Regions from separate parts of the Mus musculus genome. Here region 2 is linked to region 1. A link is a loop called in an ENCODE intact Hi-C map of the cell type or tissue named here. Cell type or tissue: heart. All regions are shown on one strand. Each heading gives the region's core, and the rest is flanking DNA. Links, peaks and the distances in the headings are about the cores only. Region 1 holds the start of Rft1 (RFT1 homolog). Region 2 holds the start of Tkt (transketolase).

The links. Hi-C counts contacts between places; a loop is a spot of excess contacts. Peaks named below come from ENCODE experiments on the same cell type or tissue, not always from the same donor. Only the 100,000 strongest peaks of a DNase experiment are listed, where the experiment ranks them.
Region 2: it touches region 1 in a loop (5-fold over the local background); 1 of 42 quality-filtered maps calls a loop at or near these places.

What each region holds. Positions count from the first base shown.
Region 1 is chr14:30,643,809-30,660,176 of GRCm38, forward strand. It overlaps Rft1 (RFT1 homolog), which reads left to right and starts at 10,567. Exons shown (of 13, transcript NM_177815.3): 1 at 10,567-10,667; 2 at 14,501-14,586. The coding sequence starts at 10,605. In heart, for the core only: a CTCF peak has its summit at 7,314 (motif pointing left); a DNase peak (open chromatin) is centred at 7,433; H3K4me3 peaks cover 26 bases; H3K27me3 peaks cover 491 bases.
Region 2 is chr14:30,540,833-30,557,200 of GRCm38, forward strand. It overlaps Tkt (transketolase), which reads left to right and starts at 8,299. Exons shown (of 14, transcript NM_009388.6): 1 at 8,299-8,548. The coding sequence starts at 8,442. In heart, for the core only: no CTCF peak of the experiment used is centred there; DNase peaks (open chromatin) are centred at 7,469, 8,299, 9,079 and 10,879; H3K4me3 peaks cover 3,281 bases; H3K27ac peaks cover 3,038 bases.

The DNA.
Region 1 (16,368 bases), core at 5,020-10,019:
AGCCCCTTGCTTCCGTGTCCTTGGGTGTATCTTAGAGCAGTCGGCTTGGTGCTTATCACTAATGGGTACCAACAAATGCTTGCTGAATGAACACATGATAAACAGGGAGGCAAAGGTTCACATTGGCGGGAGAAACAAGAACAGCAGGTAGGAATGCAGACAGCAGGATTCCAGGCCCAGCTCTACCTTCAATAGCTGTGGGACCTGGGGCCTTAGCCTCTCCGATGATAACATTAGGTCTTTGGGGATATGGGTTTCAAGACCTTCCAGACCCCAATATTCTGTGCCTCTGAGGAGCCTGTGCCAGACTGTAACTCTAGGAAGCCTTGTGGGCCACTGTGAAGCAGGAAGTTGCCATGACAAATGCAAACATATTTATTTAAAACTATTTTCTCAGAATGTTTGTGTCTGGGCCATGAATGACTAAGCCCAGAGAATTCTTTCTTCCCTTGGGGCAGCCTCCTATAGCATATGACTTGGAATGCACACACACACACACACACACACACACAGAGGCATATATACATGCTCATACAAATTCACACTTATTCCTATAGTCCTGGCGTACACTTGCATGCATATGTTCATATATCCATACCATACAACTCAAGTGAACACTCACAGAAAGATAATCATACATTTTCCCCATACTCAAAGCTCACTCATGCATCCTCACACATGTTCACAGACCCAAGAGCACAGAAATGCAATCACACATGTTTTCATATGTTTCCACTCCTTCGGATCATTATGTTCGTAGATACCAACAGCCCACATTGTCACACAAACTCAGGAACAAACACACAAACTCACCCTGAAAACATGCTGTTATACCTGTATGCATATACTCATGTGTATCCTTACGCACAAAACCCCACATATGTGCTCTCATGTATAATCACACACATTTTCATGCCTATGTGATCATACACCAGCTAGACCACTATACATATAGTTATGTCTACACATATGTGTACAGTGCTTTTATACTCTTGCATATGCCTACACTTTCACCTTCCACACCATGTTCACTTACGTGCTTGCATACACCTACAATACTACTCATGCAGTCACGCAGGCACATATACACCTTCACGCACAAACACATACACCCCTACATATAGTTATTATCACATAAGCTCAGGCATCCAGAAACACACAAACTCACTCAGTCACATACACATAATGCACAATTGTACACTCAGACACTCTCACACATGCATGTCCTCTGCTACTGCCTTGGCCTGAGCCCCTCCCATGGGCAGCTTGCCCCTGCTCGATTTTCCCTCAGGGTTCTCTTTGTTTTTCTTAGCTACGATGAGCATATTTGGAGAGGGATCTATTTTCACCCTATCTGGAAACATATTTCCCCTTGGCTATGAGCTTGGCAGATCAGTGAGGCGAGACCTAGTTGCCATGTTGTGGGCTAGGAGGGGAACCAAAGTCAGGACGGCTCCCTGGGGTGGTCTGGCAGCCTCAGCTGGCGCTGCTGCCTCTGATGACTTCTCAGGTCATCCTCACAGAAGCAACTATAGCTGAAGGAGATAGCCCTCCCTCTTTGCTGCTTCCATGCAACCTGGGTTGTTCCCGGTTTTGTTTGTTTTTGTTTGTTTGTTTGTTTTGTTTTTAATACGACATGGTAAATCTTCCGGTCCCTCTAAATTTTTAAAGGGTTAAAATACAAGTTCTATTTTTCTACTTCATAATCACTTCCTTTGCCCTAACATACATGAGGACCTCCTTTCAGCCTCATAAGCAATGGGCTGGTTATATATCCTACCAGTATTCTCCAGTTTCCCAGATTGAGGCTCAGAGAGATCAAGGGACATGCACCAGCCAGGGAAGTGTGGGGTCCTTCTGTCTTTCTAATCTCAGTCTCCAGCACGATGGATGATGTCTCCAGTTCTCACCCTGCATAGCTGCCTGGAGATGGCTAAGGGCTGTGTTGGTGATGGTGGATTTAAACTGTCTAAAGGGTGAATGCATGGACGATTCCTGCTGTGTTGCTTTCCTGGGTAGCTGCTGTACCCGATCAGCTTCTGGACGCCAGATATTGATCACAGCAGTGTTGGGTGTGGAGCAGCCAACCTCAGGGAGGGTGGATTGCATAGACAGAGCCTCTGAAACTTGAGCTCCTTGTGCAGCCTGCATATCATTCCCTATTGAAGAAATGTCCTTTCCCATGTGAGAGCCCAGGAAAGCAGAGCAGGGTAAGCATTCATGCAGCAAGCTTGTGTGTCCCTTCCCCCTACCTGGCATGTTAGGATGTAGTCATCCACTCGGTAAATGTTGACAAAAATCAGAAGAATTTAAATGTGGACTAAAGATTTAAATATACATGTATCCAAACAAGATATTCAAATGACCTTAAGGACCTAAGAAGTTATCCAACATCACTAGAGAAATGCAAATCAAAACCGTAATAAAATACCATTTCACACCCACAAGGATGTCTGTGACCCAAAGATGGAAAGTAGGGGACTGGGGAGAACTCAGCAGGGAAATCACTTGCCACTCAAGAATTTGGATTCCTAAACACACACACACACACACACACACACACACACACACACACACACACACACACAAAGCACCAGAACAAGTGGGCTGGTCGGAGTATATGAAATGGGGGACATCGCCTCAATACATAAGGTGAAGAGCAATGGAGGGAGGGAAAAAAACCACCATAGGCCTCCACATGCACTCAAACACTTGTATGTGCATCCACACACATGACTAGACACACACACACACACACACACACACACACACACAGAGAAGAGACAGAGACAGGGACAGGGTCAGGGACAGAGACAGAGACAGAGTATTGGCAAGGCTACAGAGAAACTGGAGACCTTGTGCATTGTGACTAGCAATTCAGAGCTGGATAGCCACTGTGGCAAACAGCCCAGCAGTCCTCAATGCTAACCTGAGTTGCCAGAAGACCCAGCTATCCCACTTCTAGAGAGGTGAACACAGACATCCACATAAAAAGCCTATACACAGAAATTCATAACACAACATTGTTCATCACAGTTAAAGAGTGGAAACAGCCCACATGTCCATCAACTATGACGCGGGACAGCCACACAACAATCACATGCTGGCAAAATGAGCTTGAGAAAGAATGAGAGGCAGGAAGAGAAGGAAGGGGGAAGGAAGGGAGGGAGGGAGGGAAGGAGGGAGGGAGGGAGGGAGGAGACAAAGTTCAGTTAAAGGAATTTTTATGGAGAAGTTCCCTAAGAGATCTGGGATAGAGGAGGAGCCTGAGAATCAACAGGTATGTCCTTAGCTGTGCCACACAGCATTGGGGATATGGATCCTGGGGAAGCTGCCTCTTGTGGCCAGGCAGGGACCCCAGTGGAGAGATAGGGACACCAATCCACCCACAAAATTTTCTACCAAAAATGTATCCTGCATACAGGAAATGCAAGGATGGCAGATGGAGCAGAGACTGAGGGAATGGCCAACCAATAACCAGCCCAACTTGAGACCCACCCCATGGGTAAGCACCAATTCCTGACATTGTTAATGACACTCTGTTGTGCTTGCATACAGGAGTCTAACATAGCTGTCCTCTGAGAGGGTCCACCCAGCAGCTCACTTAGATGCAGACACCCACAGTCAAACAGTGGATGACACTTGGGGACTCTTATGGAAGAAAAGGAGGAAGGATTGTGGTCCCTAAGGGGAGGGACCACAGGAAGACCAACAGAGTCAATTAACCTGGAACCTTGGGGCCCTCAGAGATTAAACCACCAAACAAACAACTACACAGGCAGAACCTAGGCCTCTCTGCATAGATGTAGCAGATGTGCAGCTTGGCCTTCATGCGGGCCCCGAACAGCTGGAGTGGGACTATCCCAGAAGCTGTTGTCTGTACATGGGATATGTTCTTCTAGCTGGGCTGCCTTGTCTGGCCTCAGTGGGAGAGGATGTGCCAGGGTGGGCGGATACCCAGGGGCCCCCACACACTCAGAGGAGAAGGGGAGGTTAATGGGGGAGGGATTGTAGGATGGGGTGACTGGGAGGGGGCCAGTGAATGGGATGTAAAGTGAATAATAATGAAGGAAAGATAGAAAAAATAAAAGAGAATTATTATGGGCTCTGCTTGGTGGCATACCCCTTTAATCCTGGAACTTGGAAGGCAGAGGCAGGGGATCTTTGAGTCTGAGGCCAGCCTGATTTACACAGTGAGTTTCACACTATCCAGGGCTACATACTAAGATCCTGTCTCAAAAAAATTTTTTTACAGGAATGGAACACAGAGATCCAAAAATATTAAATGTTTTTCAACATCCAAGGGAGGAAATAGTATCCACCCTATTGATGTAAATGTGACAAAATGATGGTAATTGCTCGTGTTTGTAACGCATGTTCATTCTAAGTGCCTGGTAAAAGAAACATTTCCATACATGTTATCTTATGTAATTCTTACAGTAACCCTTATGGAAGGTTTTACGATCACTTCCATTTTATAGATCATGAAACAGTGACAGAGAGGCGAAATGACACCCAAGGAGTATTGGCGCTTGGGTCAGTTTGGATCAGTCTCTTTTCACAAGAATGGTTCTATGAGACCTGGTAGCCTTCACACCCACAATAAGAGCCAAAAGACAGGAATGAAAGTTGCTGCTATGGCTGTCTGTTTTGGGGTTGTCTCCAAGGATACACCTAAGTTGGTGGAGAGCTTGACCAGTATACAGAAGGGACAGGTCCAGTGCTCAGCATGGCATGAATCAGGAGCGCTGGGCACCTGGGAGAGCTTTTGGAAAGCTGGTCTGGGAGCGTGTGGGGCTACTTTCCAGCCAGACTGTGGTTTTAAGGGACAGGAAATGTAGCATGTGTTTAGACGAGGGGTGGCCTAAACCCTCAACTGGCTCTGATCCAAATTCTTTGGGGTTATGGATACACAAGGGCAGCCTCATGTGACCCTTCTATGTGTGTAGCCTTGGAGCCAAGCCCCAGAGACAGTTCCTTTCCACCCACCCCATGAGAAACCCTGTGTCAGGTCCAGGTCAGTGATGAGTGGGCCAGGGACATTTCCTCACCAGGGACTTTTTGAATTCCTGAGAAGTGGCTTGAAGGAAACGGTAAAGGGAACCTCTGATGCCCTGTAGCTAGGATTCAATGTTATCTCTGCCACCCCTTAGAGCCTCAGTTTCTCCATCTGTGAAATGTGCATAATTACATTTTGTTATTAGCCCACCTTATAAGACTGAGAGGATATTGTTGAGGTGAAATGCAGAATCTTGGGCCTAGATAAAGAACCAGAATCAGAGAAGCAAAATTGATGCCTAGACTAGGACACATTTTGTACACTTTTTCTTTTTCTGTCTTGATATATAGCCCAGGCTGGGCTTGATCTCAGATCCTGTCTCAGCCTCCCGCATGCTGAGACTGAAGATGTATACTAGTGTTTCACAGGTTTGCAGGCACACACGACCAACCCCACGTCCACACATGCTCATCTAAGAACTCCCTCATACTGCATGCTCTCCGGCTTCATATGTGTGCACGTATGTATCTACACACTATCTCAAAGCGGATTCTGGCAAGCAGAACAAGCAAATTCACACCGACCCACTTGTGAACACATGTGACTGATTTCCCCCCACCCCCATACAGGGTTCCTCTGTGTAACCCTGGCTGTTCTAGATGTCCTGGAACTCACTCTGTAGACCAGATTGGCCTCGAACTCAGAGATCAGGCTGTCATTGTCTCCAGAGTGCTGGGATTAGAGGCGTGCGCCACCACGATACCCAGCTCAAAGATTTATTTACTTATGTATTTTATGTATATGGTGGGTACTTTGCAGGCACATCTCACATCAGAATATGGCCTCAGACAGTTGTGAGCTTCTATATGGGTGCTGGGAATTGAACTCAGGACCTTTGGAGGGGCCATGAGTGTTCTTAACCACTGAGCCCTGGTGTTGTTTTTGGGGCCAGGGTCTCACTCTACAGCTCAGGCTGCTTCAAACTCACACTGAATCCTCCTGTGCTATCCTCCTGACGGCTGAAATTACAAATGCGTTCCACCAAGCCCTTAATTTGTATTCATTCACACACTCCTGTTCACGGACTTGCTGTTCTCAGGACTGCTGGCTCAACACTGGCCACAGGCTGCTGGGTACAAGAATTCTGCACCAAGAGTAGCCACAGCCAACTACTAGGTTCACCCACAGGCTCAGCAAGTTCCCTCTTCCCGGGCTCCACTGACTGTGACTGACGGGGATCTTCTTTGATGCTTCGGCCAGAACGATCTCTCCACCTACCCCATCTCTATGTTCCCCTTGCATGGTTTTGGTACCTCGGTCTGTCTGCTCTCACTTGGGGTTCTTCCCAAGAGAGACCCTGAGGCCTGAGCGTGGAGTAATAGTGGTTCATTCTCTCTTAAGCCCCTTCCAATGCCCAGCTCAGAGCTCTGGATCTGGAATGAACCACATTGTTATTGTTGGTATTACAGGCTACTCTGCACAAATCAATGCTCAGAGAGAAACCAGGGTCTTGTGGCTGCTCACACCACTCCATAGAAAGACCTATGATCCAGGAAGTGCTGTATGCACAGTTCTTGACACAGGTGTTCCCAAGGCTCTCATTTAGGCACTGTCTCCAGGCCCTGATGTTCTGACCACTACCCTGGTAGCATATCCTATTGGAGAGTTGAACAAGCCCAGAACAGCTTTCAGCACTTCTTTACCCACTTTGGGCAGACAGAGGCTTCAGACCACTGAGGCAGATAGATTTCCCAAGGTGCCTGAAGGTACCCTCAGGGAGTACTTTTCAGAGTTTTGTCCAGAGCATCATAACCAATCATGGTAATATAAAGTTCCAGGCCAGCATGGGCTACAGGGTAAGTAAGACTCGTTGTCAAAGGCAAAACAGGCAAACACCACAAAACCAATGCAGATACCCCAAATCCTTCCTGAATCGTAACTGCTGAGGGGGAGCACAGCGTTCTAAAGGGATAGCCCAGTTCACACTCTGGTGTTTCCAACCACCACCCCTCAAACAGGTCCCCTAACTTTGCCAAGTCTGTTCCCTGGCCTGTACAGCAGAGGGGACAGTGGTCTTGTTGGGCTGCTAACGGAGTTCAGTTTGACCATGAAAATACCCAGCACATAGCTTTGTAGACTCAACAACATGGGCTGTTGTGACCACAGCAGCCTTGTCATGCCCTGGGACTTTCAAGTGAGGGACAAAGTGTTGATGTTCTAGTTCAAGGAGGGGCCCTGTTGAAGGTTTTCCAAACAGCGAAAAGCCTTGGTCTGGGAGGGCCCTTGCCCAACGAGCCATGCCATCTAGTGGCTGTTGTGTGGGAACATGCCCAGTCCTGGTGCCTCCGCTCAGCCCAAGTCCAGGCCCCCACTTAACATAGCTTTTACTCTGCCTTCCACCCATTGGCAGCCTCCCATCCTGCCCCATTGCCCTGGAAGTCTAACTGGCTCAGCACCAGCCCTAGCACCTCCCACTAGTACAGTAATGAAATGCGAGTCCCAGACCAGCTTTCCCTGGCAGGGAGGTCACCTGGCACAGAAGCAAGTGGCAGGAAGGAACCCTGAGGAAAACAGCTTGTTTAGTGACCACCATTTATAGTTCTGAATTCTCAAGGAGTCTTTTTTTATTCTTTCACAATTGATTCCAATTTGGGATTTTATGATTTTTCTTCAGATTTAAGTTTTTAATCTCTTAGTAGAATTTAAGCTACTTGTGGGCCAAGCTGGTCTGCTAAAATTATCACACCCACCTTAACAGGACAGACAATATCTATATTTATGTCTATATTCATATCCAGATCAGTATCATAGATACTGTGGCTTAAACCCAGGCCTTCACACAAGCTGGGCAGTCACAGTACTACTGAGCTATAAACCCAATGCTAATATAATATCTCTTTAAAACAATCAGCATTGACCATGCCCCAGTGAGTATATGAACAACATAAATTAGACTTGGTTTTTATCCTTCTTCTTCTCCTCCTTCTCCTTCTTCTCCTTCTTCTCCTTCTCCTTCTTCTCCTTCTCCTTCTTCTCCTTCTTCTGCTTCCCCTCCTTCTCCTCCTCCTCCTCCTTCGAGGTCACAAAGGTTTGGGGGTGGACCTGGAAGAACTAGGAAGTGTTATTGGGGTGCATTATGTGAAGTTGCCAAATAATCAATAAAATACGTTGGATTTAAACAAACAAACAAACAAACAAACAAACAGCACACAGGGGGTCCTCCAGTTGGTGAGCTGCAGCAGGAGGGTTCCAGGAAAAGTCTGTCTGATGGTCAAACCTCACATTCTGTGTCTCAACACTCAACAAAGCTCATTCTGCCTAAGATGAGGACACAGAGGCTTTGAGCCATGCAGTCCATGTTCAGCAGTGCTAGCAACAGTGATGCACCAGGAGGCATTCGTGAGAGCTTAAGAGTGTTCTCTGTCGGTACATAGGATGCAAGAGTACAAAATGCTTTAAGGAACTATTGAGGTCAGCTTGAGCTGTTGTAACAAAACACCATAGACTGGGATGCACCATAGACTGGGATGCTTAAACAACAGATTTGCTTCTCCAATCCTGGATCCTAGAAGTCCAAGATCAGGGTGACAGCCAGTTTGGGTCTTGTGAGGGGACTCTTCTTGGTTTGTAAATAGCCACCTTCTTGCTATATCTACTCACAGTGAACGAGAAGTCATCCCACCCAAATATTTTTTGAGGTACTAAGCATCAAAACTATGGTAAGCAAACACTGCATCTCTAAGATGCATTACCTCAGACATCATCTTTATATGGCCACTGATTCACCATAGCCAGTTCCTCAAATGTCTTCTTTGTGTGGCCACTGATCCACCATAGCAGCCCTCAGATATCTTCTTAATATGGTCACTGACCCACTGTAGCCATTCCTCAAATATCTGGGCAATGGCCCCACCATAAAGGCTACATCTTTATCCTAATTACTTCCCAAGTACTCTCCTGAGTGTATTATATGTGTATATTATCACATTCAGGACTGTCACTATATGAATTCTGAGAAGATACATTTAGTCCATAGAAAGTACAGACTGTGGGGTAGTTAGGGGTCAGTATGGGGGCCCTGAAAAAGTGAAGAGTACTGTCAAGGAAGATATTTGGGCAGAGACCATGACAAAAACAAAGAAACACCCAACAGGGTCTCTTTGAGGACCACTAAGGGGGCTGGGTTTTTTGTTTGTTTGTTTTGAGACAGAATTCCACTATGTCTTTCTGGCTGTTCTTGATGTATGCTATATAGACCAGGCTAGCCTCAAACTCAGAGATACACCTGTCTCCTGAGTGCTGGGATGAAGGGATCCAAATATGAGCATCTAAAATGTACTGATAAAGATGGTAGTGATGTGTAAGATGACAGGCAGTTACCAGACAGCAAGGAAGGCCAAAGAGCTTTGAAAATGGTGATTGCGTATGTTGGCCACTTTAAAAAAAAAAGTATAAAGTACTTCCAGTCTGACCCTTGACCCCGATCTGTTCTGCCCAGGCCCATGATGTGCAGATTTGAACAAGGCACCTCACACCTCCAAGGCTTACTTTTCTCCTCTCGACAACCAGGCCAAGTATCAGAGCCTTGGGAAGGTTTCTACAGAGAACTACATACATGAAAATTCTGTGTCTGACCTTCAGTCCTCAGTTCTTCCTTTGCAAAATTGGGAGAAGTCCTGTCCAGCCCAGTTGGTGGAAGGGTTATGTAACTACATTCGTGTGATCGCCAATGGCAAGAATCTCACTGATTAGTCTCTGCTGAGCACTTTGTCCCGCAGCAGCCACTGCTGGCTTGTTTTGTTCTGTTTTCCTTTGCTTTGAAACAGGGCCTTCTGCTGGGGAACAGGGAACAGGAGTACAGGGAAGATAATTAGCAGGCCTGCAAATTAGCCCAGCAGGTTAAGAGCTTACCATGTAAGCCTGCCAATCTGAGTTTGACTGCAGAACCCATGTAAAGGTGGAAAGAGAGAACTGATGCCTGAGAGTTCACTGATACACACACAACTACACTATGCAAAAACAAATAAATATTTAATTCTCATCACTTGGGAGCTGGAGACAAGAGGATCGGGAGTTCAAGGCTATCCTAGTCTCTCTAAGTGAATTCCAGGCCAGCCCTGGCTACATAGAAAGACCTTATTTCAAAATAACAGCTGGAGTTGCGGCACTTGGGAGTCAGAAGCCGAAGCCCGCAGATCACTGAGTTCAAGGCAAGTCTGCTTTGCATATCGAGTTCTATGATAGCCAAGGCTACATAATGAGACCCTGTCTTAAAAAAAAAAAAAAAAAAATCAAGCCAAAAGATATCAGTTGGGGCTAGGGGTGCGCCCCAGTTATCCCAGTGTTCCAGAGACTGCGAGTTCTAGGCCAACATGGTCTACAGGGATCGGCGCTGAACACACTCTCAAAACAACAACAACAAAAATCAAGACACCCCAAGAAAATCAAGAGACACAGCCTCAAAAGTTGTTTGGAGTCGCAGCTTCTTGTGCTCCGCCCCTGCTGTCAAAGACCCAATCAGGAGCGAGCCTGTCCGTGACGCCATTTTTCCGCGACGAAGCGGGCGCGGGCCCCGTTTCCTCCTCGGAGCTGTGGCTCTGGGGCTATGGGCAGCCAGGAGGTGCTAGGCCAGGCGGCCCGGTTGGCCTCCTCGGGTCTCCTGCTGCAGGTACTCTGCTGCGCCCGCTCCAGCGCGTGGTGCCGCGGCCAAGCCTCCCGGGGAAGCTGCTCTGGGTCCCCCGCACTGCACAGGGTTCCACGGGGGACCACGGAGGCGGGGAGGGGCGCCGGGTCTAGGAGTTGGGAGACTGCGGTCCCAGTCTTGGCTGGTGACTACAAACAAGCCATTTTCTTTCTGAGCCTTGTGTTTCCGTGTGATGATAGGAGACAGTTTAAACAACTATCAACAAACAGTAGACAGAGGCTACTTTAATCTGATATTTTAAGGGGTTCATTTCTGGAGTGTTTCACTCTTGATCCTCAAAACTGTTCTTCAACTCTGATTCTCTTTGAGTTTAGAGAGCCCATATGGCGTAGCTAAGAACAAGGATCGGGTTCAGGCAATGCTTGTCCAGTGACCTAGGACAAGTCACTTCAGCCCCTGAGCTTTTAGCTCCTTGTTGACAAAAATGAGTGTAATAGTATCTAATTCAGAAAGCAATTTGCAAGGATTGTTTGGGATCTTTTGAATAAGCTCACTTAGCGCAGTACCAGCATCCTAGTGTGCACTTAATAAACTGCATCTGCTGTGTGTCCTTGGACAGACTCTTTTTTGGCTTTGTATTTTTTTTTCTTTCTTTTGCAGATGACACTTGCTAGTTCGTCCACATGGTCCAGAGTCCACCTTCACCTTTATCCTAGAGAGGCACAAAGAGGTTAGGAGAGAGAAGCAGGCTGAATTAGATTCAGGTTAGGTGGCCCCTTTTAAGATAAGAGTTACTTGGGTTAGGTGTAGTAGCTCAAGTCTTTCATCCCAACACTCAAGAGGTTGAGTTCTCTGTGAGTTCCAATCTGAGCTCCAGTCTAGATAGGGTTACATACTTAGACCTTGTCTCAAAAAAAAGTTCAAATCAATTGGCTTTTTTTCTGAGCATCGGTTTATTCTTTTCTTCCTTCCTTCTTTCCTTCTTCGTCTTTGTCTTCTTCTTCTTTTTTTTTTTTTTTTAAAGACAAGATCTCTCTATGCCTCCCTGGCTGTCCTGTAACTCACTGTGTAGACCAGGCTGGCTTTGACCTCAGATATGCCCTGCCTCTGCTTATAGGCATGAGACACCAGTCCTGGCTTTATTTATTTATTTATGAAAAGATACTGCTATGTAGTCCAAGCTGGCCTTGAATTCTTGATGTACTTGCTGCAGTTTACAAAGTGCTGGGGTAACAAGCACATACCTCCATCCCGGCAGCTTCCTCATTTTGAATGAGAACAGCACTGCAGCTTCACAGGGTGATTAGGGAGATTAGGGGAAATAATTTCTGTTATGTCCTGGCACACTACAAGGTACTTAGTAAATGTTAGCTACTTTTATTAGCATAAGAAGTTTGTAAATGGCAGTGTAGGGATAAAATAAGCTATATATAAAGGATATAGAAAAGTGCCTTGCACACAGTACATGCATAATCAATGTTGGCCACTCTTCTTTTAACTCCACTTGTTTAGTTCTTTGTTTTTCTGTTTCACAGTATAGGTGAGTTCAATGTGTTATACATAGTAGGTTTTTTTAAAGTTTATTTATTTTATGTATATGAGTACACCATCACTGTCTTCAGACGCTAGAAGAGGGCATTGAATCCCATTACAGATGGTTGTGAGCCACCATGTGGTTGCTGGGAATTGAACTCAGGACCTCTGGAAGAGCGGCGAGTGTTCCTAACTGCTGAGCCTCTCTCCAGCCCCATAGTGTTGATATTTGCTACCTTGGGTAATACCTCACTCCCTAGATTGGTGGTGTAAGACAGAAACGGGTTATAGCAGAAGACACTGGAGCAGGGATCTGTGTGAAGCCAAGCCGGGCCATTCGTTTGTTGTTTGATATTAGGCAGGATTGCTTCATTCTGAGTTCTGTTTCTAGCAAATTTGCCTGGTTGTCATTTGCTGTTGGGATTTGAAGCTAGGACTCCACACATCTTAAGCCAGTGCTTTAGCACTGAGCTATAGTCTCAACCCTTGATTGTCTTTTGCTGTTGTTTTGTTCTTGAGACAGAGTCTCACTATGTAGCCCTGGCTGGACTAGAATTCTCTAGGTAGGCCAGGCTGGTCTCAAATTCAATGAGGTTTGCCCACTTCTACCTTGTGGATGCTGGGATTAAAGGTTTGTGCCACTGTGATTAGTCTGCTTTGTTGTTGTTGATCTGCCTGTCTCTGCCTCCTGAGTGCTGGGATTAAAGGCATGTGCAATGACTGCCTGGCTAAGTGTACAATTTGCAATCAGTATATATTAGTGTACAAAATGATGGATTTTATAATTGTGTGTGTGTATGGATTTTTAAAAATCATCATAAAATGTAGATTCCTTGAGTGTTTTTCTTCAGTCTTACGTACTTCCTTAAGTTATAATGCTGATATTTAAGATAGCTTTGCAGCACATTTTATTATGTAATTTGTCTGAGCTAGCCACGATATAAATTTTATTGCCTTTATTTTTTCATTTAAAAAATGTTTTCTCTTCTATAATCTTATTTTAGCCTTGTAATTAACCTTATAATATCTTTAGCCTCATTTGACAGAGAAAATTGAAGCTTAGGAGAATTAGAAGATGCTCCATGCATTTCAGAGCTAAGTAATGGGTGGAGACTCAGCTGAGGACTTTCTCTAATAAGACTATGAACTGGCTTCCAGCCACCAACACTGAGTGTGGAATTTGGCCTGTATATATGAACCTACATGATTCTAAGAGGCTACAGGGCTTTCTTCAGATAGAAAAGATCACCTCTGACTCCACAAACATGGGGATAATCTTGCCACTGGAGACCTGACTGTTCTGGGACACTTTAGGAGTAGTGTTAATGACCTGGAGATTTTCAGACCATGGTAGACCTGTAGTCTACACTGATTGAATCTTCCAAAATGGCAGCTGTATGAATGTATAGGTAACCATGCTCGTGCTTAACACAGAGTTGACTTGTCATTTGTGGTGAGGAAGAGAGAACACTCACTAGAAAGACTTGCATCCTAGTCAGCAGCTCCATTTGGGAGCCCCATTTAACGTCTCATGGGAAGATCTCTTTGTCTAGGTGGTTTTCTTTAATGGACAGGTTTGAAAGTTTCAGGGTGTGTCCTTGTTAGACGACTGTAGCAGGACTCTGTTTTCCCACTCTCTTTTTACATTATCTTATTGCTCCAGTTGTTATTTAAATGAAAGGTGGCAAGTGTTCAGTCAACAGTGTTTCCTGTGTAAGACAAGAGTAAGTAAATAAGTAAGAAGATTAAAATGTCCTTAGGATCCCTAAATATTGTCAGACAGAGAAGAAAGATACTAGGTCTCGTATTCCTAGTGAGCCTGCTATACTCTGCAGGCTCTTGTTTTAATGTGTAGTTTCTAAGTGGGATTTTGGGAGTGTCCAGTCTTTTGACTTTGTCCTCCAAAAATGTGTTGGACTGCATCTACACAGCTATCTTGGGACTCAAGTGGCCCATGGCCCATCAATTGGTATATCTGGAGAAAGTTTTAGCCAGGGGCCTGACAGTGTCAACCACGATCACCATTCTCTCTTCGTCCCCTTTGACTTTGAGCCTGAAGATGCAATCTGCCAAGGCTTCTCATCTCTTTAAGTAAGGGAGATTCCCAGATACCTTCCTGGGTTGTTTGCCCACAGCTCTGGATGCTGAGAGCCTCTAAGGAATTATAGTTCACAGGAAGCAAGTATGTCAAGGTGAGCATCTTAGAGAGGAGTCTTTATAGCCAGGCAGCTGGGTCATCATCACATCACATCTGGAAGGACAGCTACACGGTCCTCATAGTCAAGTCAACGCTCCAGACATAACTCAGATGTATTTTCTTACAGGTCTTGTTTCGATTAATCACCTTTGTCTTGAATGCATTTATTCTTCGATTCCTGTCAAAGGAGATTGTGGGCATAGTGAATGTCAGGTAAGAGGAATGGACCCTGGCACTTTCCACAGCTGCCATCACCAGTCATGGGTTTTTCAGATTGTTCCCATGTGCCCACTCAGATTTTAGAGCCCTGTGCCTTTCCCAGGAGCAGAGCGTTTCAGCAGCGGCTGAGGAGTGCAGGGCGGGGAATGAGCGGGCACTGCTGTGCTTAATGGACCCATGCAGTGTTTTCCATTAGCAGCTTCCAAATGCACATTTCCCCCTAGTGTTCTGGTTTTCCTGCTCTTAGGGCCCAGGAGAAGAGTGGGAGTAATTCATCGCAAACCTTCTCTCAGGTATAATCCTGTGTTCTTGTCCCGCTGACACAACACAGGAAACAGGAATTGTGCAGTTCGTGAGGATGTGTCTCAAAATTGCAGGGCTGGGGACAGCCAGACGCCTTCACTTCTGCCTCAGTGATTTCATAGTTGAGCTGGTAACTGGGATCAGAGCTTGCATCCATGTGATGAATTCTATGGAAAGTAAACTTGCTTTGTCTTGTAAAACTCAGCTTGTTTCTTCTCTGTTCTAGGACACCCACACTTATTTTGTCTTCACAAGTGACACACACACACACACACAAAATGTAGGAAATGATGTCCTTAGAATAGCTTAGCTTCTCATGTGTTTCTTTAGAGCCTGATAAACAAAGACAGCATGTTCTAGTCAGAATCTCATGCCTGCTATTTACCAACCAAATGCTCATGATGTTTTTCAGAGAGCCTAATGGCAGTTCTCAAACTTGGGACTGGCAACGCAGCCACCTGGAGCTTTGTACTAGGTAGGGTTCACGATCTCTGAGACAGTGGTAATAGAGGACCCACCGAGACATACTATTTAAAAAGTAGGAAGATAGAGCGAGCAGATATTTCTCCCCATGCACTCTCCTCCAGCTTGCCAGGTGCCTGCATGACAGCCTTAGCCATCTCTCCCCACAGTAGCCCACAGTAGGGCGTTGCTTTGTCTCCCCCTCTGCCATGCAGATGGGCTCCTGGGGAGTCTGTGCACTTGGACCACATCACCAGGCTGCTGGCTGTAGAGGCAGGGAAATGTCAGTTGCTTTTCTCTGGGTGCAGGAAGACTGGCTCAGGTGCTGGCCCCCTGCAAGGGAATCAGCAAGTCTTCCTGATGAGGGTTGCAGCACCCTCTGTAATGGCTGCCTGTCGAGGTGTTTGTCCTGAAAGTCTTTTGGCTAGGACCACTGTGTGATAGAACCCCTGCTTTGCTCAGAGACTCCAGGTCCCCTTATTATGTGGGGTGCCAAGCTTGTGGGTTTGTTTTGTTTTGTTTTGTTTTCTCCTTACACCCTCTGCCATAAGCTGCAGACTCTGGTCCCTGCAGCACTTGCTGTCTCACAGTCTGTGCCTAGCTTGGTCCTAACTCAGGTTTTCATGTGGCTCAGAAGGATGGGGCTCATCAGAGACACTGCCATCTACATCCCCACCAGGAGTTTGGGAGTTTGCTTGTGTTTTCCTGAAGTGCTGGAGATGCTAGGGAAGTGCTATACCACTGAGCTATATCTTTAGTCTCCTTTGTACTTTTTTGTTTTGAGATAGAGTCTCACTGAGATGCAGAGTGGCTTTGAACTTATTGTATAGCCCAGCAGGCCTTGAACTTGTGGTCTTCTGCCTTAGCCTCCCAAGTAGTTGGAATCACAGGTCTGTGACACCAGGCTCATCACAAGTGGCTTATAACCAATAACTTTTCTCATTCCTGTTGCTAGGAAAATCTCAAAGGTTCTTTCAGTAAAATGTCTTACAAAGCCTGGCGGCCTCTCAG
Region 2 (16,368 bases), core at 6,215-11,214, 100 kb before region 1:
TACACTAAATATATCTTAGTTTTATAATAAGAAATTTCAGAGTTTTATTTTTTATATAATTTCATCCAAGAGAAATGAGAGGTGTTCGCAGCGCTGAAGAGAGCTGTCCAGTGAGTAAGAGCACTTGATGCTCTTGCAGAGGAGAGGCCTCTGCATCATGGTTCCGTTCTCAGCACCCACATAGTAGCTCACAACCCTCTGTGTAGCTCCAGTTCCAGGGATCCAATTCCTACTTCTGCTGGTCTCTTGGACACCAGGTACACATGCAGTACACATACATACACACATGTAGTACACATACATACACACATGCAGTACACATACATACACACAGGCAGTACACATACATACACACAGGCAGTACACATACATACACACAGGCAGTACACATACATACACACATGCAGTACACATACATACACACAGGCAGTACACATACATACACACATGTAGTACACATACATACACACATGTAGTACACATACATACACACAGGCAGTACACATACATACACACATGCAGTACACATACATACACACAGGCAGTACACATACATACACACAGGCAGTACACATACATACACACATGTAGTACACATACATACACACAGGCAAAGCACTCATACACATCAAATAAAATAAATTTGTTTTGAGAGAGAGAGAGAGAGATCCCAAAAATGCCTCTGTGGGGAAATATTGGTTTAGGGAGAGCAGTAGATTTATTAGCCAGCCTACAAGCCTGCTCACTGTAAGGTACCATGGGTCCAGTGCTAGGCACTTACCCCATAAAGACTCATCCCAGGGCCATGCTGGCCAGGAGCCCTGGCAATGTGTCAAAGGCCATAGCCATGGAGATTGGCTTCAGTACAAGGGCTGTGCTGGCTTAGGGCTCACAGCACCCAGCTGAGGCATGCCCTGGGAGTGCACACACGGGTCCAGGGCTGCCAAAGCAATGCCAGCTCTGTCACTCAGGAACGCAGCTGCTGGAGGCCATTCACGCCTCATCGGTGCCCACTCGGTAGATGGTGGATGGTGAACGGCAGATGTGTCGGGGCACATCAGGGTAACTTCACCCTGAGCTGCATCCGGACGAATGGCCAAACGAGGGCAGGGTCACATCCACAGCCCGAGGCTCTGCTCTCTACCCCAAACATCCTAGGCAGCAGCCTGGCTTATGAAACAGGGCACAGCTTTACATAATCATGGGGAACGGAAAGCGCATGTTGACGAAGGCCCCTAACCTCAGCAGTAGATTTTTCAAGATGGAATTTTCTTTTGCTTTCTTCGGATGATAAAAGCCAATTGTGGTCATTGCCACCAAATCCCTGAAAGAAAAAAAAAAAGTAATGGATGAAGAAGAAATTGTAAGTCTCTCAGTCCCACCCTTCCGAATCTCTCTAGGCTGTGAGCCTGTACTTGCAGCAGTTCTGAGTCTATGTGAATCAGGCACATACACACATGCATGCACACACACAAATACACATGCATGCTTCAATTTTTTACTACATTTGTGTAGTGAGAATTCTAGAACTTTGGTTTCCTTTTTTAAAAATAAATTTATGCATATGACTACAGTGTAGCTGTCTTCAGTCAGACACACCAGAAGAGGGCATCAGATCCCATTACAGATGGTTGTGAGCCACCCTGTGGTGGCTGGGAATTGAACTTACGACTTCTGGAAGAGCCGTCAGTGCTCTTAACCACTGAGCCATCTCTCCAGCCCTAGATTTGGGTTTCTTTAAAAACAGAGAAATAGCCGGGGGCTGATGAGATGGCTCAGCTGGTAAGAGCACTGATTGTTCTTCCGAAGGTCCTGAGTTCAAATCCCAGCACCCACATTGTGGCTCACAGCGCCCTTTTCTGGTGTGTCTAAAGACAGCAACAGTATACTTAATAATAATAATAAATAAAATCTTAAAGAAAAGAAAAAAGAAAGAAAGAAATAGCCAGGCAGTGGTGGCACACACCTTTAATCCCAGCACTTGGGAGGCAGAGGCAGGCAGATTTCTCAGTTCAAGGCCAGCCTGGGCTACGAGTGAGTTCCAGGGCAGCCAGAGCTACACAGAGAAACCCTGTCTCGAAAAACAAACAAACAAACAAACCAAAAAAAAAAAACCCACAGAAAAATTGTAAAAATATGTTTTTGTTTTATTCCCAGGTGTGGAATATGGGCTGTTTCGGACTGTCCACAGCACCTGACAACGATTTGCCTCGCGCTCTAGCAGAGGTGTGGTTTTGCCAGCTGGAAATAGTTTCTGCAATTGTGAGAGGTTTTTGAATTCTGGGAGCTTTTCAAAGGGTTTATAAATGCTACGGCCCTGAGAGGTGGGATTGGTTGTGGTTCGTTAGTGGTTACACTCAATGAAGAAACAAGAACAAATAAATTAGATTGAAGAATTCGTACGCAACCCCACTCCCCAATCCTTCTTTCTCTCCTGTCTAGTGATAGGGATGAAACCAGGGGGATAAAGGGTGGGAAAAAAAGAACTGACAAAGTATCAAATTCCAGCTTGCTCGCTCTCTCTCTCCCTCCTCGTGTGTGTGGCAGGGAGAACTTCTTTGCTTTCACCATGAGTCTTAGGCCTCTCACTCAGGCTTGGCAGCAAGCACTCACTGAATCATCCATTTAAGTACTTTTTAAAAAAGATGTATTTATTTCATTTATATGAGTATACTGCCGCTGTCTTCAGACATACCAGAAGGGGGCATCAGATCCCATGACAGATGGTTGTGAGCCATCATGTGGTTGCTGGGATTTGAACTCAGGACCTCTGGAAGAGCAAGCAGTCAGTGCTCTTAACCGCTGAGCCATCTCTCCAGCCCGCTTTTTAAAAAAAGAAGGATTTTATTTTGAAACAGGGTCTCACTGGGTAGCCCTGACTGTCTTGAACTTACTGTGTAGACTGTGTAGACCAGGCTGGCCTCCAACACAGAGATCCCCCTGCCTGTACTGGGATAAAAAGTGTGCACAACCCTCTTGGTTTTGATGAACCTGCTTTTCTGGCCCTTGCTATGATTCTGGTAATGGTGTGCAATGGATGTCTCAGCTCCCCACCTCCACCGCACCCCTGTAACCCATCCCCAACCTTCAGTCCTCCTGTCTCGACCTCGTAAGTGCTGAGATTACAGGTGTGTGCTAGCTCTCTGGAGCCAGCAAAACACTGAGCTCAGGGCTGTCCAGCCTCACCACCCGACATCTGAGCAGGCTGACTGCCAGAATTCCCAAAACCCCAACGCAATTGCCTGAGGGTCTTGTCACCCACCAATGCAAAGTCCTGGACCCAACTCCATAGAGACAGGTCAGAAGTTACATAGTGAGGTCAAGTAAAGGTCGGTCACCTCTGCTGGGGCCACCGAGGAGCAACATTTCCACATGGGTCATTCTGCTCTCTATTCCCCAGTCAGGGTGCTTTAGAAAGAGTTTTCTCAAGAGGGTTGGAGCCAGGCATAGCAGAATATGCCTATAACCCAGGAGGTTTGAGGAGTTTAAAGGCCAGCCTGGGCTACATACTGAGAGCCTGTTTTTAAAAAGAAACAACTTAGTAGGTTCGGTCTTCACTTTGGCCCCAGTCTCTGCCCACTACCACCACAGATGCTTCTATAGGGGGAGCACCCCTCAGGGCCACCTCTTAGCACAGGGTTCTGGGTCAGAGGGTGTGAGCTCTGCCAGGTCTTGGCCGAGAAAGCCTGAGCCTCCACGTCTGCGGTTCTAGTTGAGGCTGGTAGCAGGCGGTTGGGCTCTGTCTTTACCCAGGGCCTCAGCCAAGGCACTGAGGCTTTGCAGGAGGCCAGGAAGAAGTGTGACAATGGCAGCACTCTGCTGAGGGGAGAACAAAACGAGGGGTTGTGAGGAGAAGAGGCTGGGTATCCAAGAGCATCAGAGACGAGTTATAGCTGGCTAGCGGGTTGTTCGTGTCCTCTCAGAGTGTATGTGAAAGTCTGTGAGGGTGAGGACGTGTGAGCCAGTGTTTGACAAGTGTCAGAGAATGTGAGAGAAGGTGGAGTGTGTGTGTGTGTGTGTGTGTGTGTGTGTGTGTGTGTGTGTCTTAGTTACAGTTTCCATGGCTATGAAGAGACACACCATGACCAAGGCAAGTCTCATAAGGACAAGGTTTAATTGGGGCTGGCTTACAGGTTCTGAGGTTCAGTCCATTATCAAGGCAGGAGCATGACAGTATCCAGGCAGGCATGGAAATGGAGAAACCCAAAGTTCTACATCTTGATCACAGACAGGAAAAGGCTGGTAACCACGTGGCTAGAAGGAGGGTCTCAAAGCACATCCCCACAGTGGCGCACATCCTCCAACAAGGCCACACCTCCTAATAGTGCTACTCACTGGTCCAAAAGTATTCAAACTACTATGAAGAGCATGTGTGAGTGTGAGTGAGTGTGAGAGTGTGAGAGTATGTACGTGTCAAATCTGCCTCCAGCCTGGTCCAAGTGTAACATTTTGCCACACTGACTGCCTGGCCCAGGCTAACAGAGCAGTGCCAAAATTTCCTGCTGAGGTGAACTCAGAGCCCTGTTGTTCCATATTTCATTCCATCATTCCAGGCAACCTTTCCTATCCATCATCACTGTCCAAGTGATACCCTATATAGCCATGCCAATAGCAATGCCATGGTGGGTGCCACCTCTCCGCACCCCTAGTAGCCTCCCAGTACATTCTGGTAGCCATGGAGGTCCCAGGAGGCAGCTGAGGGGGCATTAGGTTATGAGCACTTGCACTCTAAGGGTGGCTGCCCTTTGTGGGAGGTCCTGTTTAGGACTAGAGGGACAGCTCACTTCAGTGTGTGGCTCTGCTCTCAGGTTGCCACGCCCTTTGCTGTCACCTGATGCTGGCATCAGGACATCTGTGCTACTTCCTACCTTCCAACAGAGCACCTTTGTGTCTCAAGGCGGACAGGTTAGAATGGAGGGCATGAGCTGAAACAACCAGGTTCCTCCCTGGGGCATCTCCTCACACCTCTCTTTGGGTGCAGTTCTGACACTTGCTGGCTCTGTTACCTCAGGCACTTTACAGTAATACTTTCATTTCAGTGGCACTTAGTGAGTCCCTACTATGTACAAGAGGTCATTGTAGTCTTCAGGGGTAGAGCTAGAGGCTAGAGCTCTGCTCCTCCTATTCTTCTAGAACTGACATAAGATATTTGGTAGTGCATGCCTTTAATCCCAGCACTCCGGATGCGGAGGCAAATGAAACTATGGGAGTCTGAGGCCAAGGCTGGTCTACAATGTGAGTTATAGGTCAGTTGAGGCAACATACAATGAGAGAGAGAGAGAGAGAAAGAGAGAGAGAGAGAGAGAGAGAAGAGAAGAGAAGAGAAGAGAAGAGAAGAGAAGAGAAGAGAAGAGAAGAGAAGAGAAGAGAAGAGAGAATGCACCTAGAATGGCAGTCCCTGCCTCAGACCCTGACAATGAGAAACACCCATAGAAGGGCTTTACTGGCTCGGGGTCCACCAGGGACAAACCACTGGGTAGGAATCAAAGCTCTCAGTCCTCTGGCTCAGCTTTCCCTACACTGGGAGGAAGGTGGATACCACCATGCACAGCTGAGTTTTGTGTTGTTGCATATGTGCTTCTGTGAGTGCATGTGTGTAGAGGCCAGAGAACCTCAGGTGTCACACTTCAGGTGTCACTCCTCCTGTGCCTTCCACCTATTTTTAATTTAATTTATTTTTGAGATAGTGTCATTAACCTGGAGCTTGCTAAGTTGGCTAGCTAGACTCGCTGGCCAGTGAGCCAAATGAATCTACCTGTTTCTGTCTTCAAGGTCACATACACCACATCACCGGGCTAAATCTAGGTTCTCATGCCTGGGTCCTCTGTAAAAGTAGCAAGGACTCCTAACAACGGAGCCATCTCTCCACCTTGGAGCTTAATGTTCTTAGAGCAGGGCAAGACACTGGTGTGCTGACATGGATGGGGTGGGGCCACAAGAACAAGAGTGGGAGAGAGGCTAGAGGGTTCATGTGCTCAATTTCATTCCAGTAGTGGAGGGAGACCACGGAGGGACAATGGTGGGAAGCAGCAAGAGTTTCCTCTGGCAACCACAGGGAATATGAACAGGGGGCTCAAAGAATCTTGGATCTGAGGGCGACAGGGGAACAAGAAGGGAGCTGGTGGCCAGGTTGGAACCCAAGGTCTTACTCCCAAGTAAAATGTGATTCATGAAGTATTGAATAAAGACCCTTGGACTGGAGAATTACCCCCAACAGTAGGATGTTGGCAGAATCAGGATTCTGATTCCAAAGGTGACCTTGGGGACCAAAGGCACTGAACTATGGCTGAAATCCATCATGAACTGAGCCAACCAATGTGGAACCCCAGGATAAAACAAGATCTTAGACACCTACAGCGGCCAAGAAGAAGAGTTAGGAACATCTTTACTAATATGGGTACATAGCAGTTAGCATTTTTTTTACTGTTATCACATGCATATATATATATGTATATGTGTGTGTGTGTGTGTGTGCATGTATATGCACACACACACATATATATATATATATGTATATATATATATATATATATATATATATATATATATATATATATATATATATATATGTATATATATATATATATATATATATATATATTACTAACTATAACCCACTCAGTCTGTAGAAAGTTACTGGTGTGTATGTTTTCAAGGTTGACCATTTGGTATTGGGTAACCACTTGGTATGCTCTTTCTGGGAGAAGACTACTTCTCCCACTCTCAGGATTCCTTAGTTGCCTGTAGATCTTTGTGTAGAGTTGAAAGAGAGCAAGGATGGATGTATGGAAGGGATTGGAGGGAGGAAAAGGAGGAGAGAAATGTTGTAACTATTTTATAATTTTAAAAAGGACATTCAGATATATAGAAATGAACATTCAGAAATAAAAACATATACCTCTCTAGCTTATGTTTCCATTCCCAAATAGATTATAATTTTCCACTGTGAAGAAGAGGTGGAGGAGGAGGGGGGAGGAGAAGGGAGAAGAAGAGAACAAGGAAGAGGAAGGAGGAGGAGGAGAAGAAGAAGAAGGGGAGGAGGAGGGGGGAGGAGGAGGGAGAAGAAGAGAACAAGGAAGAGGAAGGAGGAGGAGGAGGAGAAGAAGAAGAAGGGAAGGAGGGGGAGGAGGAGGAGGAGGAAGAGGAAGTTAACATCAGTGTCATTGGACAGGTGGAGAAATGAAGAACTGGACTAATAATCACTGCCCTCAGGTCCATGGGGTTGGAAGGCCCAAAGGCTTCTGAGGTTTGTTTGCCTCCTTGACCTGTTGGTGAGCAGAGGACAGAGGTGGCACTTGCCTTGCCAAGGATCTGATAGTGGAACACTCCGAGACCACAACACTCCAGTCCCAGGTCCAGCCCTTGGCAGTCAGGCACTAGGAGGGCCAGCCTCTTTGGGCAGAGCCAGCAGAAGCCAGGGGCTGTAACAAACCACACTGGCAGTCTCACTGGGACACCTGGGAAACAGGCCAGGCAGGGAGCGCTTGGGGGAGGGGTGCTCACTTGCACAGGGCCCATTGTCTCATGACTCTGAGTTTGAGCTCTGTGGAGGACACAGAGAGGACCTGGACCAAAGCTGTACTGGTGCCTTCCTCTGCCTCTGCCCAGCACCCACTCACAGGCTTGCCTTTATATCCTCTCTGTAAATTGCAACAACCTCCGCCTCTGGAAACGGTATTGACCCGAGTGTGTGTCATGGATCCAATGAGACAGATCCAACGAGACTGTGAAGGCAACGCTTTCTGTTACAGCTGCTCAGTCCTCTCAGCTCCACCAGATCTGGTAAGAGCAGTAGGTGCTAACTGTCTCTACAGAGGCAAACCCAGTAATCTCTCTGAATCCACTCTTGTCCGTTGGCTCTAGTAGTCTGAGACCAGCATACTCCTAGTAACTTCTCAGTATTACCGTTTCTGGCAGTGTATATTTATTCTCATGTCTGGGATCTTTTTGGACTGAGGATAATCTGCTGCAGCGCTACCCACCAACCCTGTAATCTCAATCTAACCTTGCCAAGCCTCAACCTTTTCCTTAGAAAAGTGCAATTACTGATTAGTATCTCTCTTCTCAGTCCTACCCAAGTCAGCCGCGGAACTCTGAGCCATGCTTAGAACCAGGAATAGTGGCGAAGTTACTTTGTTGCTACTGTTTGTGTGTGATTAATTCCAACAGGGCACTGTGCTGGGAGAGAGCCCCCAGGCCTGGCGACTTCCGAGAGTCCACTAAATGCGGGGCGTGGCCAGAGGCCACTCGTCGGCCTGGGGTGATTCGGCGCCCCGCCCCACCTCCGCCCCGCCCCCCATGGGCGGGTCCTAAGGAGTCTTAACGCGCCCGCCCGCAGCACCCGTCCTCGGTCACTGCTGGTCGCTTCCTGAGCCGCTGCTGGCTCTGTGTCTCTGTCCTCAGCGTTCTCGTCCTCGTCCTCGTCCTCGTCCTACCACGCCATGGAAGGTTACCATAAGCCAGATCAGCAGAAGCTCCAGGCCCTGAAGGACACAGCCAATCGCCTGCGCATCAGCTCCATCCAGGCCACCACCGCGGCAGGCTCAGGGTGAGCGCGCGCTTCTGGCGGGGCTGGGAGCCGGGTCCCGCGGCCTCCCTGGCTCCGTGTCGCGTAGCACGATGTCGCCACGAGGGCGCGGTCAGATGGCGGAGCCTTCCGCTGCTCCGGAGCGGCCGGGTTCGACCGCGTGGGCCTCAGGTCTCGCGAGCACCTCCAGCCGGCCCGGGCTTCCCGGTTCTCGCTGCGCCCGGGCGCGCCTCCTCGCTCTGCGGCTGCAACCCGGAGGCCACCATGACTGCTGGCGGGAGAAACCTGAGCACGTGTGGGCTCCAGCTCTCCACCAGCATGTTGGTTCCACTGGTTTGCAGATGGGGAAACTGAGATTCCGGCTTTATATCAGTTGTCCAAAGTCACAGTGAGAGCTGGAATTTCAGCCCTTGCAATGTAGGCAGAGAATGTGTGTAGAGCCCACCATTTTGCAGTAGACTGGGGGCCCACCCTTCTCTGCATCTCTAACCACGCTCCCCTCCTCGACACTTCTTGCCTCTCCTGCTATGTGTGGGCTGGGGTCCCGGTGCTGCTGAAGACTCCAGGGTGGGGGCAGGGAGGTGACGATGCAACACCAAGAGAGGCTTAGACCCGAGCAAGGAGGTTGGAGTGCGAGTCTGGGGAGAAGGGAGCTTGTAGAAAGAAGGGGCGAGGCCCACGCGAAATAGGAAGTTCTGGGCTAACGGTGTTTGCACACTGGGTGGTTTCAAGAAATTCTAAGGTCTCCATTGGGCCTGGTATGAGACCTTGAGACAGAGAGATCTGGGCTTCTTGGAATGGTTTGGGGTTCTGGGGAGGGAGATTTTAGGAACCCAGACAAACTGTGAGCTTAGAACAAAGACCAGGATTCTGGATTTTGGCCAGTTCCATACAGAACATATTATTAAAGGAGTGCATTTCTCTTGCCTTTTACCGTGGGTTCCTCCTTACTTAGCCCTTGTGCTTTTAAGACGGGATGTCCTCAGAAGGTTTGAACTGGGAACCCTTTGCCACCCAACTTCCCATGCATACTTTGGACCTGTTATCTGTCTTGGCTTTAGATTGCTGCCTATGATAGAGGGTGCTCCCTGCCCAATTAAGAGACCTGACTTCCTTTTCTCTGGATTTCCTCAGTGTCTGGCAGAGACACTGTCCTCTCTACCTAGCACAGAGTAGGTCTTCACATCCACATCGTTTATTACTTGTTCTTTACTGGCCCCTACATCTCCCTCCAGGTCTGAAGTCTAATCAGAGGGTCAAAGTAGTTGACTGGCTGGTACCTATGCAGCTGAACATTCTACAATGCTGGATACGCATGTAGACCTTTCCAGGATCAGGGAGAAACTAAGTGGGTATTCCTGGGCCACACAGCGTCCTGGGGTAGCATTCTGATAATCAGTTTATACATGAAGACACTGAAGTGTAGTACGTTGATTTCCCCAGACTGGTAATCAGTGGCTATTTAGTACTGCCTGCTGGGGGCCTGGCCTATCAGAAAGTCCTCTTGGGCACATGGGCGGCATCAGGCTGGAGGAGCAGGGAAAGCCAAGTTCAGTTGAAGAGAAACTAAGTAACATTTATGGCTCTTAGGAACTTCCAAAGCAGGGGTGGTCTCCAGGGGAAAAGGTTGAAGGTGGCTACAGAGTTACACTGTTTACATTGTAGCCTTAGGCAGTCATTGAACTCTGAAAGAATCCGTGTACAAATGGAAGTGGTGGGTATCCCATGCAAAGGCTAAGTGTACGGGTTGCCAGTTCGGTATATATATTTCCCTTGCAGAAAAATACTACTTGGAGAAATCTTGTTTTTCAGAAGGGAGTAGCATTGTTCCTCAACCCCTGTCACAAGAATGATTTTGAAATGTGTGTGCAAAGAGTGTGTGCGTGTACAGAAAGTGTTTGGGGAAGACTTGAGATGTGAATGTATTTTGGCTGTGAATGTTTCTTTGGATGCTCACTACAGTGAGAGTTCATAACGTGAAAGCAGGCTCAGTTCTGAAGTTCTGACCCAGTCAGTTGCAGACAGCTGAACTGGCCACCTAACCAGTCTGTTCCATCTTTTTGAACAATTTTGGGTGATGGTTTCAGGATGGCAAGAAGTCCTGAATGAACAGACTTCCCGTAGTGCCTCATCAGCACTGTAGACAATAGACTTACTTCACCAGGCCACAAAAATGAGTCCACTGGCTTCTGTGTGGGGAGCTGGGTGGACAGTGCGTCCACGGGTCAGACTTTCCCGGGTCTTTTTCTGCATACAGAGGCGGCTGTGGCAGAGGTCCAACTCATCCAAGCTTTATCAAAGAAACTCCAATGGCGTTGTCAGAAGTGGCCAGGTTGCTGTGGCTGCTAAGTGTTCTCAGCCCTCACTTGCAGGGCTAGGTTGTGTTAGCCAGATGGAGGCCAGTGCCACCTGAGGATGCATCAGAGTTGGGCCTGACTTAAAGGGGAAGTAGTCTGAGCTTTCAGCTAGTCCCTTAGACTTTGAGGAGAGTGAGTACCTGGGAGGATAGGGTAGACCCAGCCCTGGCTTGTGAGCACAGGAGACAGATCTAACCTAACCTGTCTCTGTTCTGAACAGCAGATGTATTTGTCAGGAAGTTTCTTAGAACTTCCATTTCTCCATCTTTAAGTGATGGGATATTACAAAAGTGGTTAGCCTTTTTTTTTTTTCATTATTAATTATTACAAGATACATGAGGCTGTCTAACTTTACAGAAAAAAAAGGTTTTTGTTGTTGTTTCTTGGGGTTTTTTTTGGGGGGGTTGGTTTTTTATTTCTGGAGGCATGGTTTCTGTGTGTAACAGAAACCAGGCTGTAAAAAAAAAAAAAAAAAAAAAAAGAAACCAGGCTGTCCCTGAACTTTGTAGACCAGGGTGATCTTGAGCTCACAGAGAAAGATCTGCCTGCCTTTGTCTCCCAAGTGCTGGGATTAAAGGCATGTGCCACCGCCCCATCCCCCAAAGAAACGGGTTTTATTTTATTTGTTTATTTTGGTTGGATTTTGTTGTTTGTTTTTAGATTGTGTGTATGAGTGTTTTTCCTACATGTATGTATGTGTACATGTACATGCCTGGTACCTGTGAAAGTTAGAAGAGGACATTGAATCCCCTGGAGCTGGAATTCTGGATGGTTGTGAGCCATCATGTGGGTGCTAGGAATAGGACTTAGGTCCCTGACAAGAGCAAAAAGTAATTTTAATCCCACAAGTCTACTCTCCAGCCCAAAGACAAGGTTGTTAAATTGGATTTTAATCCTTGTTTGTTTGTTTGTTTGTTTGTTTTGGGTTTGTTATTGTTTAAACATGTTGTTTTTAGATGGAGGAAGTTCAAACAGCATGTGTAGGTGAGGCTTCTGGTGGGAATATGTGAGAGGAAAAAACACAGCCAAAGAGGGAGATGGAGACCAAGGAGGGGCAGGTCCCACAAACCACAGTACCTCCAGAAAGCATAGCCCAAGTTCAGCTAAGGGCCTTCCAGGGTTCCACACTACCTCTATGCTCAGGACCAAACTTCCAATGGGAAACACATAAATAGCATCCAAACTGTCGCTTTTTTTTTTCTTTCTTTCTTTTTTTTTTTTTTTTTTTTTTTTTGGTTTTTCGAGACAGGGTTTTTCTGTGTAGCCCTGGCTGTCCTGGAACTCACTCTGTAGACCAGGCTGGCCTCAGAAATCCGCCAGCCTCTGCCTCCCGAGTGCTGGGATTATAAAGGCGTGAGCCACCACGCCCGGCAAAACCGTCGATTTCAAATCAGGTCCCTTAGGGGTGAAGCTGAGGGTTCAGAGTAAGTAGGCCCTGGGTCCCAAGCCCTGCTGTGAAAGTGGTTAGTTCCCTGTTCCCCAGCTCTGGCATTCAGGAACATTCTGACCAACTGTGCAGAGGGCCCTCTCAGGACTCTAGCCCCTGTGTGGAATCAGCTTCTTCAAGCAGAAGAGGCCTCCAAGGGCTAGCTCCTTTCAGGCTGCCTCAGGCCTTCTGACTGAGGCAAGAGCAAAACCTTGCGGTTGAGATTGCCCCAATAGCAGCAACAGTGTTTCTCAACTCAGGGTGAAGACACCTGGCAGCTCTTGGACTACTGGGCTCTTTGCCTGGGTAACCTCTGAGCCAGCAGAGTGCTAACGACCATATTCCTTAAAGCTAGGAGCTAGCGGTGGGCACTACGTTAGGGTCTGCTGGAGATGACCTCATGGCTTCCCCTGAACTCAAACTGGCTCTTAGACTTGGCCCAGCGTCTCCAGAGCCTAGTCCTACAGAATTAAAAGCAGGGACACCCCAAAGGCCAGGGACCTGAACAGAGCTGGTTAGGGTGCCCTTAGACCTAGTGGTGAGGTAGAGCAGAGATCACGCTGGGACCTCTTGCTCCGCATCCGTGGACGGTGAAGAGCATGACCACTAAAGGTGGTACAACTTGTCTAGGAGCACAAACTCCTGAGAACTTCCTTCACTGGGCTTTCTGAACACTGTTCTCCTTCTACAAACAGATCTGTAACAGCTCTGTGGAGGGGGGCTTTGCAGAATGAAAGGTTTTAAATGTACACTTCTGTTTTCGTGGTACTAGAGAATGGACCCAGAGCCAAGCAAGTACCTACCACTGAATTATATTCTCAGCTAATTTTTGTTTTTGTTTTTTTTTTAATCTAAAGTCATCAAAGTTAGTGGCTTTATCACATCTAACTTTAGGACATTTTTCCAGCCTCTGAAAGGTCTCTCTTGCCCAACTGCAGTTTCCGTCTCATCCCATACTGGGTCTGATTTCCTGTCTCTATAAATTTAATTCATCTGGATACTTTATCATAATGCAACTGGACAGAATGAGGTCTTTTGGGGCTGGCTCCTTGCACGTGATATAAGATGTCGATGTGTTCATGTGGTGGCATGATTCTTCTTTCATTTCTTTCTATAGCTCACTATCATAACTATCATATCACTTGTATGTCGCACGTTCATTCACCAGTCTCTCTTACCATCCTGCTTTGTCCTAGCTCTGCTGATGGCCGGGACAGGTCGCCTGGCTTCTGAGAACCCAGACAGTCCCAGCCCCAAATGTAAAATCCATTAGACTTGATCTGTGATGACATCAGTGCAACTATTAACTTAGCTGGTTCAGAGGAGGGAAAGCAGGGTGAAGATCCAGAGAAATGGCCTGGGGTCCAGGGTTAGGTTCGTTCTGGGCAAGAATCAGCTCAGTGTCTGAGGGACTTCTATCTGACACCCTGAATTTATTCAGGAACAAGGTCTTATCTTATAAACCTGGCCGGCCTGGAACACACTATAGAGAGCAAGATGTCCTTGGATTCATGGGAAAACCTCTTGCCTCTGCCTCAAAAGTGCTAAGATTACAAGTGTGTACCACCACACCCAATTTACCAAATATAAAGTTGGGAGGGAGATGGGTGCATTAAAAAAAAAGCTGTATGCAAGTGTGGGGACCTGAGGTTGGATCTCCAATGCACACCTGTAGTCCCAGCTCTGTTAGAGCAACCCCGGAGCTCACTGGCCACCCTGTCTAGCCAGTTAGTGACTGCAGGTTCAATGAAAGATTGTCTCACAAAATAAGATGGGGAGTCGATAGAGAAGGAGGCGACTTCTTTGTCACCTTATCTTTCCTTATCTCCTGCTATCCCACAAAACACCCTGAATGCGCCTTTATTCTGTCTTCTTTATATAATGTGCATAAATTACATGTGTATATATTTACAAACAATACCTTCTCTGTATTGTCTCTGGTGTACAGTTTTCATGCTGTGTTAGTGAGGTGACGTTGATGTTGGGTCATGAATTGCTACTGCTATGGTGCCCCGTTGTATTTCATTCATCTATTCTATTGATGCATGCAAGGCTTGGTTCCAGATTATTCCTTGCTGTGGGAACATGTAGAGTACATTTGGAGCATATGATTGCACTCCTGTGTATATACCTGTACATTGGCTTGCTGGGTCTTGGGGACTAGGCCTCTCCAACATGTTCATTCTATACAGCCAAGTGCCTCAGGTTTTCTCCTTTTTTTTGTTTTTTTGTTTTTTTGTTTTTTGTTTTTGTTTTCTCCTTGAACAAGTTTGGGTAAATTATATTTCCCCAGAACGTTTTCTGTTTTCAAATCTATTTACATCCAGTAGATCAGAATATTTACCATATACTTGGACCTTAAGTTCTACTTAAAACAACAACAATGCTTCGTGGTGGTGGCATTGTTGTTGTTTTAATCCCAGCATTCAGGAGGCAGAGACAGGCAGATCTCTGAGTTCAAGGCCAGCCTGGTCTACAGAATGAATTTCACAGCCAGGTTTATACAGAGAAACCCTGTCTTAAAATCTAGAAGACAGACAGACAGACAAAAGTTGGCTAGCTTGTCAGTCTCCCAACTGCTTCATTCCCCGTATGCACTAGCCTTTGGGCTAGACGAGTAGTGTGTTATTAGAGGGTTTGCCTTGCTCAGCAGCCTTGGCTCCAATCCTCAGCACCGCTCCTGCAAATAATAACTTAGAAAGGACTAGCTCTTAGCTCTCATTCTTTCTATTAAATATTCGCTTACTGTTTCATGAATTTCTGGGGATTCTATTTCTTAGGTTATGTGTATGGATGTTGTACATGCAGTGATGATAGAAGTCAGAAGAGGGCATTGGATCCCCTGGTGCTGGAGTTGAAGATTGTCAACCTCCATTGTGGGTGCTGGGAATTGAACCTGGGTCCTTCGGAAGAGTCGTCAGTGCTCTTAACCTCTGAGCCATCTGTAGCTCTTGTTTTATTTTGAATCTTTTTTCTGGGCTAGAGTGTTAGCTCATACCTTATGAGCATTAGGACCTGAGAGCCCTCAGAACGCATATGAAGAAGCTGGGTATGGTATCCGCTCATAATTCCATACGCATGAGGCAGGGGTGGGGGCTTCATGGGGTTCAGCAATTTGACTGGTAAGTCCCAGGCCAAGGAGATTGTCTCAGAAATCAACTAAGGTGCACAGTGCCTGAGGAAAGACCACCAATGCTACCTGCATGCATGTATGTACCCCTGTACACGTTGTCACACAGATCTTTTTTTCTGCTCTTTAAACTCAGTCCACTTGATCCAGATAGTAAATGGCTCCTTGGGCCAAGGCAGCATTTTTTAACGAGCAGCCAAGTCTATTTGAAACTTCTGTGTAGCACAAAGAGCCAGGTGGTAGGGTAGATACCCCCACCTCTGCTCAGCCAATGTCTTCAGGTGAACTACAGATAGCACCTGCAGGCATCGGCTCAGGTGGCCAGGACTGCAAGGAGGGTTCAGTCCTTGAAGCCACAGGTCCCTGGGTTTCAGAGTGGCCGTGTCTGTCTCCCTGGTGCTCAGCACTTTACAGCTTCCAGCACCTTCTCTCAATCTTTGGTTCATTCTCTTCTCTTGCATGGAGTGACTCAGGTGAACCAGGGTCCTGGCCTATAGATGAGTCATTGAAGGCCCTAAAAGGTTTGGCAGTGGCCAATCAACATTTGCATTAGCTTTCACTGGGTTACCCAAGCATCTCTTCATAGCATCCCCTTCATAAACAAAGACAGCCCCGGGGAGATGAGTGAGTCATACCTCCCATGTATGTGGCAGCCTGTGCCCACCCCCCCCCCCCATTCAGAAGGCACATAGGGTGTACTTAGTGGATATGAAGACTACATCTGCAGCTGGCCAGATGTGTTACAGGTTGCCTCTTTGGGGCCTAGTTAGGAGAGCTTAAATCAATGGTTTGTTCTATTTATCAATCAACAAGATCTCTCCCTCCATGTGTCCTCTTCGTGAGCCTAGGCATTCCTCTGCCACAAACATCACTGTGCCATATAGTTTCTCTGAGAGTCCTTAGTTGTGGCCATGCAAGTGTCACCCCG